4 separate regions of the Homo sapiens genome follow, and all the other regions are linked to region 2. A link is a contact called in ENCODE Hi-C or POLR2A ChIA-PET data. All regions are on one chromosome and are shown on one strand. Each heading gives the region's core, a stretch centred on a gene start or an enhancer-like site at or near the end of the contact. The rest is flanking DNA. Distances are from core to core; before and after follow the strand shown. Region 1 holds the start of FCER2 (Fc epsilon receptor II). Region 2 holds the start of CERS4 (ceramide synthase 4). Region 3 holds the start of ZNF414 (zinc finger protein 414). Region 4 holds the start of PRR36 (proline rich 36).

Region 1 (2,700 bases), core at 75-2,574, 510 kb after region 2:
AGAAGGAGGAGGAAGCTTGGGAATAAGTCCAGCTGGGCCATGTTGTGAGGACATGGGGATGAAGTCTTAGTTCCAGGATGGGGCTGGGATGGAGTTTGGTGTTTCTTTTCTGTTTTTCTTTCTTTTTTCTTTTCTTTTTTTTTTTTGTGAGACAGAGTTTAGCTTTTGTTGCCCAGGCTGGAATGCAATGGCGCGATCTCGGCTCACCGCAACCTCTGCCTCCCGGATTCAAGCGATTCTCCTGCCTCAGCCTCCCGAGTAGCTAGGATTACAGGTGCCCACCACCATGCCCAGCTAATTTTTTTTTTTTTTTTTTTTTTTTTGTATTTTCAGTAGATACAGGGTTTCACCATGTTGGCCTTGAACTCCTGACCTCAGATGATCCACCTGCCTCGGCCTCCCAAAGTGCTGGGATTACAGGCGTGAGCCACTGTGCCCGGTCTCTCTCTCTCTCTTTCTCTCTCTCTTTCTTTCTTTCATCTCACTGTGTTGCCCAGGCTGATCTTGAACTCCTGGGCTCAAGTGATCCACTCACCTCTGCCTCCCCAGTAGCTGGGATCACAGGCATGCACCACCATGCCCTGCTAGTTTTTATAGTTTTTGTAGAGACAACGGCTTGCTATGTTGTCCAGGCTGGTCTTGAACTCCCAGGCTTAAGTGATCCTCCCACCTCAGCCTCCCAAAGTGCTGGGATTACAGGCGTGAGCCACCGTGCCCAGCCAAAACTGTCCATATTTGACCTGAATATTATCTCACGTATCTTTCTTTCCCCCCGCTTCCCTCCTTCCCTCCTACTCCTCCTTCTCCCTCTCCTTCCTTCTGTCTTTTTTTTCCCCTTCCTCTGCCTCTCTCTCCTCTTCCCTTTTTTCTTGCTGGGACTCAAACCTGGGACATTTGACCTGGGAGCCTATTTGCTCAATCATCAAGAGACATAATCTCATGGTGGGGTGTCTGCTGGTAAGTGCCGGGTGGCAGGATCCCAACTCCAGGCCGTCCTTCTAACCCAAGAGGCCCTGCCTCTGCCTAGAGCCTTCCGTGGCTCCCCAGGGCCCTCTGTGATCGGCCATAGTGGTATGATTCAGTGTGCAGTAACAGTGGTTCACATCTTGACGCTACCACTCACCTCCTTCAGCCCTGTGGGAACTTGCTGCTTAACATCTCTAGTTCTCACCCAATTCTCTTACCTGAGAAATGGAGATAATAATAACACGGACTTCACCCGGGTGTGGGGAGCACCAGGAGAGGCCATGCGTGTAATGTTATCCGGGTGGCAAGCCCATATTTAGGTCTATGAAAATAGAAGCTGTCAGTGGCTCTACTTTCAGAAGAAAGTGTCTCTCTTCCTGCTTAAACCTCTGTCTCTGACGGTCCCTGCCAATCGCTCTGGTCGACCCCAACACACTAGGAGGACAGACACAGGCTCCAAACTCCACTAAGTGAGTACGTATCTGGTGTGTTGGGGGTTGGCCATGGGAAGTGGAGATCAAAGCGCCCTTGGAAGAAACGACCTTGGGCTGAGCCTCAAGGGATGACCAGCAGGAGGTCACAACCAGAGAAGGGAGGTGGTGGGTGGTGAGGGGGCGGGGGTGGGGGCCGCAGTGTGGACAGAATCTCGAGGCATTCGAGTCCCTGATTTGGGGAAGTGAAAGCAGGCCATCTGGTCTGAGATGAGCTTGGTGAGTGCGCTGGGCCGATCATAGAGGGCCCTGGGGAGCCATGGAAGACTCTAGGCAGAGGCAGGACCTCTTGGGTTAGAAGGACGGCCTGGAGTTGGGATCCTGCCACCCAGCACTTACCAGTAGACACCCCACCATGAGATTATGTCTCCAGATGATTGAGCAAATGGGCTCCCAGCTCAAGGGTCCCGGGTTTGAGTTCCAGTCCCACCACTGCGTGATGGGGACAAATGACTTACCCTCTTGGAACCTCAGTTCCACTGAGAGAGGCCCCACAGAATGAGGACAGTCCCCCAGCATCCTGCCAGTAGGTTTACTGAGCACCTACTGTGTGCTGGTGCTTTGAATACTCCCAATTTACAGATGAGCAAACTGAGCTGCTCATCCAGGAAGAAGCCAGGACTCGGACTCAGGTCTGTCCAGCTGCCTCCCTGGACAGTTCCAGTCCCAGGATGGTCTCTGGGTTCCTCTCACAATGTCAAAAGGGCCAGCTTGAGCTGCCGCTAATCAGAGCCTGGCCGCGCCACACCCCACCTCCCTGAGGCTCCGAGAGAAGGGACTTACCTATAGTCAAGCAGCGAAAGAAGGTAGCCCGTGACCTCCAGGCCTGAAGGACCCCAAGTCCCATGCTCCTCAGCACATAGTAGATGCTTTAAAGTCAGAGGACTTGGTCGGGCGCAGTGGCTCACGCCTGTAATCCTAGCACTTTGGGAGGCTGAGGAGGGCAGATCACCTGTGGTCAGGAGTTCGAGACCAGCCTGATCAATATGGTGAAACCCTGTCTCTACTAAAATACAAAAATTAGCCAGGTGTGGTGGTGGGTGCCTGTAGTCCCAGCTACTTGGGAGGCTAAGACAGGAGAATCGCTTGAACCCGGGAGGTGGAGGTTGCAGTGAGCCAAGATGGTGCCATTGCACTCTAGCCTGGGTGACAGAGCGAGACTCCATCTCAAAAAATAAAAAAATAGGCCATGCACAGTGGCTCACGCCTGTAATCCCAGCACTTTGGGAGGCCGAGGCGGGCG
Region 2 (2,700 bases), core at 188-2,687:
TCCTCCACGCCTGGCTGGGCCTGCTGGGGCCCAGGTGCACTGAATGAGGCTTCTAATCAGTCCCCCAGCTCCACTTCTGTGTTTATTCACAGCAGCTGCTCCTGGAAGGCAGACCCATTTGAGGCTGGGGGAGGCCGAGGGCTTCAAAGACAATTCCACAGTCCAGGAACCCTATCCCCATATAACAGACCCAGGTCGCCCCAGTGGGGTCACCCTGGCCTCTGCGCTCAGATGCCTGAGACCTTGCCTGAGCTCAGACTGGAGTCGATGGGAGCATTCCCCCATCTGGTAGGTTTTGCAAACCACAACAGCCTCTCCCCCTGCCCACCTTCCTGTGTCCCCCAGAGCAGCTTCTCCTCAAGTCTCCCAACCCAGCAATGAAAGCCTCTTCTATATACTCCTAACTACCCAGGAGAAACATCGGTCCCCCACGCTCCACTTGCAAACAGACAGAATTAGACGATGTTACTCTGCCAAAGCGAATTTTCAGTTCACCCACTTCCTATCACACCTTCCAGCCAGGTCAAGCCAGAAGCCCCCTTCCAAGTATCCCCATCTCTCCTACCCACAGCGGCTACGGGATGTTCTTAAGACACAATCCGATCACGCCATGCACCTGCTGTTCCAAGCCTCCCTGGTCCCCACCGCCCCGAGAACGGGTTCCACACTCTCCTCGCCGCTTCCCAGGCCCCGGCCAACCTCTCTCCACCTCAGACCCTCCCTCTCCGCGTTTCAGCCAGGCTGGCCTCTTTTCTGCTCCGCACACACTCCCGGCTAGGCCCTGGGCCTAAAAAGCCCTCGCTGGCTGGTCCAACCAGGCCAAATGACATTATCCCCGCCTGGGCACCTCCACCTCACCCCGGCCGCCTGATGGGTTAGCTCGGGCTTGGAATGACGTGTTTAAGCGGTTCTCAGAAGCCGTCTACGCGGCCGGGCTGCGGACTCCGAGGCCAGGGCCCCAGCTGCGTCCCCAGCCCTGGCACGTCGGGGAAACGGGGCGCTCCCCCGGCTCACACATCCGGATTCCCCCGCGTCACGAGGCCAGGATCGCCCCTACTCGCTCCAGCCCGTTTCACAGCCGCGTCCTCGGGCACCCGTTGCGCCCCGGCCCTCGTGGGGGAGCGCGGATAGCTCGGGGAGACGGCCATGATGGGAAGCCCCGAGGGGGACAGTCCCCGGCGGGGTGATGGGGGCTGGAGCCCAGCTGCGAGTGGGGGCCGGGCTGGGGCCGCCATGGCCGCGGAGGCGGGGCCGGGGACCGCCGTGAGGGTGGCGTTCGGGGCGGTGTTCGCGGCGCGGGGTGCTCGCTTACCTGGGGGTGCAGGCGGCCGGGCGCACCGAGGGCCGGCGGCGGGGCTGGGGACGGCGCGCCTAGCGGGCTACCCGGAGCAGCTGCAGACACGCGCCGCCCGCCCCAGGCAGCCGGACTCTGCTCCTGGCCGGGCCTCGGCCCCCAGCAGGGGAAAAAAGGCTTGAGTGGGGGGAGCCCGGGGCGGGGCCGTGGGGGCGGGGCCTGGGCGGGGCACGCGCCCCGGAACGGTGGGGCCTGGCGCGGGGCTGGGGCCCTGGAGAGGCGGGGCCTGGCGCGGGGCGGGGGACTTGGAGGGGCAGGGCCTGGAGCGGGCGCCGGGTCCTCCAGGCGCTTGCCCCCCTCGACGCAACTAGGCCTCTCCCTGGCCCCCGACCCCGCACCCGCACCCCATCCCCGCCCCCGTCCCCGCCCCCCCATTCTCGCCCCCGCCCCCGTTCCCGCTCCGCCCATCTCTGCCCCGCGGCGCGCCTGGCCCGGGTCCAGCCTAGCGTTTCTAGTCTGCGCCTTATCTCTCCCCTTTGAACCCAGTATTGTCCGCTGCGCGCTCCGTCCGGCCCCGGCTTCACCCCTGTTCGCTGTCTGTCTCCCCGGCCCCCTCCCAGGTCCCCTCTTCTGCCCGAGATGCTCTGGCTCTGCTCATCTGTCCACACCCCCACACTCCCGGGGCGCCCTGAGCCTCTGGGGCGCGCAGTTGGATGGTGCACAGGGGAGGCCCAGATTTCTCCAGGCCTCAGCGGCCACCCTGGGTACCCCGAGTCTGGGGCCCTGTTGGAGGGCCAGTCCAGGGGTTCGCCCGAGGCGCGCGCGGGGGCCAACCGAGGCGGTGAGGGCACCGGGCAAAGGCTGCGATTTGGTGGGGTGCAGGGGTCAGGCGACAGAGCTGGGGAGATAAGATGGGAGATAGGCCGGGTGGGTGGTGGCGCAGCCCTGGTTTTGGCTGAGGGCAGCAGCAGTGGGGGCTGGGTCCCCCGCTTGCCTGGTAGAACCGAAAATGACCCAGTCTCAGCAGCGCGCAGGGGCAGGGAGCCTGGGCGATCCCTGAACAGAGGACAGCCCCAGGGGTTTTCATAGTCGCTGGCCCACCGCATGTACTCTGGGCAAGTGGCTTCGCCTTTGGACAATAAGCCTCTGTAAAATGGGGATAATAAACCTTTCTCTGACTCAGCTCAGCAGACCCAAGACCCATGGGGTGAAGTTGGGGCCTCCCTGCCACAGGGCCCTAGGCAAGCTGAGATTTGATTTCCTCACACAGACAGGGGCGCGGGGGGCGGGGCGGTCAGGGAGGCAGGAGACCTCTGTTGCAAGTGTGGAAGAACCTGTCCCTCCAAGTTCAGACTCCTGGCGTTTGCACTTGGCCTTCCCTCTGCTACACTGTTTCTCTTTTCTTT
Region 3 (2,700 bases), core at 121-2,620, 300 kb before region 2:
ATAAACCACACTCCTCTCTCTGCACCACTCCCATGGCCCTGCGTGACCTGCCGCGCACCATATTCGCTTTCTGACCTCCACACCCCGCCTCCACTCTGCTCCAGTGGTGCCCTGGCCACCTCGCTGCTCTTTGACCAAAATAAGCCCGTCCTGCCCCACTCCAGGACATCACCACCAGCTATCCGGTAGAGCCCCCTGCTCCTCGGGCTTTCCACCAGCTCACTCCTTGATCATCTGGAGACAGCTCCGAAGTCACCTCCTCAGAGTGGCTTCCCTGACCCATCACTTCGACATTTCATTGTTTCCTTCATTGCTCTGAATAGGACAAAAGATTGTTTTTGCACTTGTTGATTTACTATTTCCCCATTTTTATTTAACTTTTAGAGATGGGGGTCTCGCTTTTTCGACCAGGCAGGAGTGCAGTGGTGCCATCACGCTCACTGCAGCCTCGACGTCCCTGGCTCGAGCGATGCTGTTTCCCCATTTTAAAATGTGAGTGCAAGGGGAGGCGAGGTGGCTCACGCCTGCAATCCTAACATTTGGGAGGCCAAGGCGGGAGGATCGCTTGAGCCCAGGAGTTTGAGACCGGCCTGGGCAACACACAGAGAGACCCTGTCTCTAAAAAGAATTTAAAAATTAGCTGGGCATGGTGGCACACGCCAGTAATCCCAGCTACTCGGGAGGCTGAGATGGGAGGATCGCCTGAACCCAGGAGGTCAAGGCTGTAGCGAGCTATGATCGCATCACTGCACTCCAGCCTGGGCGACAGAGCAAGACCCTGTCTCAACACTATAAAAAATAAAGAACTGGCCGGGCGCGGTGGCTCACGCCTGTAATCCCAGTACTTTGGGAGGCCGAGGCGGGTGGATCACCTGAGGTCAGGAGGTGACGACCAGCCTGGACAACATGGTAAAACCCAGTCTCTACTAAAAATACAAAAAATTAGCCAGACGTGGTGGTGGGCGCCCGTAATCCCAGCCACTTGGGAGGCTGAGGCAGAAGAATCGCTTGAACCCAGGAGGCGGAGGTTGCAGTGAGCCGAGATCGCGCCATTAAACTCCAGCCTGAGCAACAAGAGCGAAACTCTGTCTCAAAAAAAAATAAAAAATATAAAGAAAGAACTGCTGTTTATCGCCTGTCCAGGGCTGATCTTGGGACAAGACTAGAGGGATGAAGGTGCCCACTTTGAAGACTAGGACAGCGAGGTCATCCCGGATCTCCGTGCACGGAGTCTGCTGAAGTGCGCGCTGACTGCCCGGGGATAGATAGCAAGATTGCACCAGCGTCCGACCTGAGCTCCAGGGTGACTCTGCCCTCAGGCCCCGCCCCCTCTCCGAGCGCCCTGCGCAGGCCCCGCCCCCAGTCTCGCGAGAGCTGAGAGGTGGAAAATGGCGCTGACGTGAGCGCGAACTCGCACTGCCCAGAGGGTGGCCGCCGCCTAAGCTGCAGCCGCCGGAGCCGCAGAAACAAGAGGCCGAGCCGTGTCGAAGATGGTGAGCGCGGCACCGGGGTCGCGGGCGCGGCGGAGCTGCGGGGACTGGCGGGGAGCGGCCCTGTCGCGCCTACAGCCTCCGGCCGACCCCGCCCCCACATCCGGGCACCCGTCCGCCGCTGGCTGTCACTCGGAGAGCGCCCTACTTCCGGGCCCGGCCCGGAATGGACCACGCCCGTCAGGCTAGGACTCCGCCCCTAAACTTCTTACATCCGGGCCCCCAGCACCTCCAAGATTGTCCACACTGCTCGAGGCCGGCCGGTCTCGGTCCTCAGACAATCCATGTCTAGCTCCTCTAGCATCTTCCCAGTCCATGCCTGCCCATAGCCCCGCCTCCGTAGCCTTGGCCCCGCCCACTCCCTCTAGGCCACGCTTGTGTGCATACTGGGGCTCCCACCTATCCTAGTTGAGGAGAGCAGATGTTTCTCCCGTATGCATAAGGAGCTCAATCCGGGCCAGTGCAGTGGCTGACGACTCTAATCCCAGCACTTTGGGAGGCTGAGGCAGGAGGATCACTTGAGACCAGGGGTTCAAGACCAGTGAGGGCAACATGGCGAGACCCCATCTTTATAAAAAGAAAAAAAGAGCTTAGTCCACCCTTACGTATTCCCCTATCCTCTCCTGCTGGTGATTCCTTAGGATGGGGGCCGACTGGGTTGACCCAGAGCCCAGAAGGGTTCTCTCCGCCTCTTCCTTCCACCAGGAGGAGAAACCCTCAGGGCCCATCCCAGACATGCTGGCCACTGCAGAGCCCAGCTCCAGTGAGACCGACAAGGAGGTGTTGTCCCCGGCTGTGCCAGCTGCAGCCCCTTCCTCCTCCATGTCGGAGGAGCCAGGCCCTGAGCAGGCAGCCACACCGCCAGTGTGGGAACGTGGAGGGGCTGGAGGGATGCAGCAGGGCTCCTCCCCAGCCCCAGACAGCTGCCAGCCTGGCCCCGGACCCAGCCCTGGCCTGACCAGCATAGTCTCCGGGACCAGCGAGGACCTGCGGCCTCCCAGACGACGCCCACCTCCAGGTGATCTGTGATGGGGTCTTCTGGGGAATCACAGTCCCTGAAACAATAGAAGCGAGACGTAGAGAATCTCTAACCTCAGGGCCTTTCTAGAGGGATGCCACTCATCATTTTACGGAGCAGCCGGTGGATGCCAGGCTGTGGCTCCAATGGTGAGCCTGGCCAGTCCAGCCCCTGCACTGTGGCAGACCAGTC
Region 4 (2,700 bases), core at 57-2,556, 330 kb after region 2:
GGAGAGGGAGCTGAGGAATGGCCATTTCCACCCTCAGGCTCCCACCCTCTTCATGCCACAGTCCTGGAGCACCGCTCTCCACCGAGGCCCCTGCCCTGGCTGAAGTCAGCAACAGGACACCTCCCACTCGCTCCGGCTGGGCTGGGACCCTTGTAAAGGATCTTCTGCGTCCTTCATGAACTTGTGTTTTTGTTTTTTTGTTTGTTTTTGTTTTTGAGACAGAGTCTCACTCTGTCGCCCAGGCTGAAGTGCAGTGGCGCAATCTCGGCTCACTGTAACCTCCGCCTCCCGGGTTCAAGCGATTCTCCTGCCTCAGCCTCTCGAGTAGCTGGGATTACAGGTGCTCGCCAGCATGCCCGGCTAATTTTTGTATTTTTTGGTAGAGACAGGGTTTCGCCATGTTGGCCAGACTGGTCTCGAACTCCTGAGCTCAAGTGATCCGCCCGCCTCAGCCTCCCAAAGCAGTGGGATTACAGGTGTGAGCCACCGCGCCCGGCCTTATGCACTTGTTTTGACACCTGCTAGGTCGACAGAACCTTGTCCCCCGGAAGCCCAGCTCTGCCAGGAAGTCTGGGCTGACTTGACATCCCGTTAGCTGGGAGGGTGTGGAGGGTGGGCGTGCTCTACCCTGCAGACGGCTGGGTCACCTCTCACAGAATATACTGTGTCTCCTGTCGCTCTCCCTCCTATTCCTTTCTTTATCTTCCCCAAAATCTGGGGTCTACCTTGCATCCTGAAATTCCCAGGGCAGCATTCTCTTAGCAGTCCCTCGACCCCCCAACCAGATAAGGGGTTTCCTGGCGTCTGGGGAACACCTTCGGGTGTGGGGCGGAGGGCGGCTGCCCCCCAGAGACCCTGGGCGGCCTAGCTTTCGCAGACGCGAAGGACTGGATAGTGCCAGGGCCACCGAGCGGCCGGATTGGTGTGTGGGCCAGAGGCGCGGTGGTCCCGCCTCCTGGTTGCCAGGGCCCAGCCTATCCGCGTCCAGGCGGTCCTTGGTGCCAGGTGGTTGTGGTGGGGGTCGGGGCAGGTGTATGTGTTGGGAAGGACAGTGGAGGACCCCAGGGATTTGCTCCCCCAGTCCCAACCGTTGACTATCTGGGTTCCTCAGGCGCAGCTGGGGAAACAGGCTTCCCCCGGACCGCAGAGAAGCCACCCTTCTCTCCAAAGCGCGCTTCTCCCCCATCCCCCTCGGCGCGCTTCCGCCGGCCGCGCTCCCGGGTCCGGATCGAGCGCGCGCCCCCGGCTCTCCCGCCCGCGGCCGAGGGGCGGGACCGGCTCGGCTCCCCCGGCGCCGCAGCCCGCAGCCCCCTCCCCTCGCCTCCTCGCCGCTGGCGGCCACCGCGTCGCTCCGGCCCGGGCCCCACCCCAGGCGACTCTGTGAGGAGCGGCCGGAGGCCGGAGGCGGAGGTGAGCGCGACGCGAGCAGGTGGAGAGGCTGGGCGCGGGCCAGGCCCGGCTGGGGGAGGGGTCGGGCCCGGGACGCGGCTCTTTGTCTCCCGGAGCCCGTTCGCGGGCAGCGGGGCCGCTCTGCCTCCCGGCAGGTGCAGGCATCCCTCGGGGAGGCCAGGGGAGGCCGATGGGGGCTGGCGGGGAGACCCGGGCGTGCGCTCCGGGTCTGGAGGGATGCGACATCCTGAGCCCGTGGCAGTCCCCCGCTCTCGAGGCTGGCGGTCTGAGTCCCTGAAGGGGCAAGGGGCAGGGGCGTGGAGATCGGTCCTGAATTGGAGCCGAGGCGGGGGAGGCGGTGGGCTGGGGCGGGCAGGGCCTCTTCGCTTTAGGGAAAAGCGGTGGGGGGTGGGACTTGGGGACAGCGAGGAGCAGTGGGGCTGGCGAGTGGGTGTAGGTGCGTGGGAGCCGAGCGGATGGAAGCCGAGGCCGAGGTTTGAGTGTCCATGGGTGGCGATGCTGCGAAAGGGCAGTGAGGTAGCAGGGTCCAGGTCTCTGGAGGCGGCGTAGCTGTCCAGAACCTGGGATGCGGACCGGTTTGTCTCTTCAGGTGCAAGATGGACAACAAGAGAGACAAGGCGAAGGCAGGGGCCGCCGCGCGGACGCCGGCTGCTCGCGCTCCTGGACTTCTGACCCCCAGGCCCCCAGGCTCTCCTCGACCCCCTCCCCCAGTAACTCCCGCAGCCCTCCGAGTTCTGGGAGCTGCGGGAGCAGTGGGGCGAAAGCCTCTGGCAGAGCGAGCGGGGGGCATCGGCGGGGCCACTATTCCCGAGTCTGCTCCCCGAGCGGGACCAACGCGGAGTGCTGGGACAAGTTCCCGAAACCCTGGTACCCCAGCCTCCTTCCTCAGCTCCGCCCCCATCTTCCCTCCCCCTTCCAATACCTGTCCAGTCTCACCTCCACTGCCACCTCTCCGGGGCACCTGTGACTCGGCCTTCTCCCCGCAGCCTCCAGGCCCCCAGCCTCTGGGAGAGGGGAGAGAGCTCCTCCTGCCAAGAACACCAGCCCAGGCCCTGTTTCTAGCCCAGGGCGTGCCAGCGGGACCACCAGGTAACCTGCTCCCTCTCCCCCAGTCTCCTAAGCCAGGGTTAGCGTCACAGAGTCTGGAACCTTTTATTTTACACGAGTTGGGGCGCGGGAGCACTTGCAGGTCACTGGGCACAAATTGGGTGAAAGCCATTATTGGTCCTCAGAGAGGGCACATGCCCATTTCACAGATGGGAAAATAGAGACTTGGGAAGCCAAACAAAG

What was found. Hi-C counts contacts between places; a loop is a spot of excess contacts on that map. ChIA-PET counts read pairs that join two places held with the same protein, here RNA polymerase II (POLR2A). Pooled maps may share reads with other maps.
Region 1: a pooled map shows a loop between it and region 2 (4-fold over the local background). The contact joins the promoter of FCER2 here to the promoter of CERS4 in region 2. A Hi-C loop is called at or near these places in 1 of 168 maps with a recorded cell type or tissue (GM12878), 5 of 37 single-sample maps with no recorded cell type and 5 of 50 pooled maps. POLR2A ChIA-PET finds 5 or more read pairs at or near these places in 2 of 52 experiments (activated B cell and activated CD8-positive, alpha-beta memory T cell).
Region 3: a pooled map shows a loop between it and region 2 (5-fold over the local background). The contact joins the promoter of ZNF414 here to the promoter of CERS4 in region 2. A Hi-C loop is called at or near these places in 1 of 37 single-sample maps with no recorded cell type and 9 of 50 pooled maps. POLR2A ChIA-PET finds 5 or more read pairs at or near these places in 1 of 52 experiments (HepG2).
Region 4: a map with no recorded cell type shows a loop between it and region 2 (9-fold over the local background). The contact joins the promoter of PRR36 here to the promoter of CERS4 in region 2. A Hi-C loop is called at or near these places in 2 of 37 single-sample maps with no recorded cell type and 4 of 50 pooled maps. POLR2A ChIA-PET finds 5 or more read pairs at or near these places in 1 of 52 experiments (H1).

Annotation. Positions count from the first base shown.
Region 1 is chr19:7,700,755-7,703,454 of GRCh38, reverse strand. It overlaps FCER2 (Fc epsilon receptor II), which reads left to right and starts at 1,324. Exons shown (of 11, transcript NM_001220500.2): 1 at 1,324-1,440. LOC105372262 (a long non-coding RNA gene) reads left to right here. Exons shown (of 5, transcript XR_936296.2): 5 at 334-375. RefSeq lists an enhancer at 1,328-1,437.
Region 2 is chr19:8,208,107-8,210,806 of GRCh38, reverse strand. CERS4 (ceramide synthase 4) reads right to left here and starts at 1,437. Exons shown (of 12, transcript NM_024552.3): 1 at 1,313-1,437; 2 at 1-101. RefSeq lists a silencer at 837-1,756.
Region 3 is chr19:8,512,837-8,515,536 of GRCh38, reverse strand. ZNF414 (zinc finger protein 414) reads left to right here and starts at 1,370. Exons shown (of 8, transcript NM_001146175.2): 1 at 1,370-1,493; 2 at 2,196-2,508. The coding sequence starts at 1,491. RefSeq lists a silencer at 1,360-1,669.
Region 4 is chr19:7,872,996-7,875,695 of GRCh38, reverse strand. It overlaps PRR36 (proline rich 36), which reads left to right and starts at 1,306. Exons shown (of 6, transcript NM_001190467.2): 1 at 1,306-1,410; 2 at 2,000-2,277; 3 at 2,397-2,499. The coding sequence starts at 2,007. RefSeq lists an enhancer at 1,588-2,104.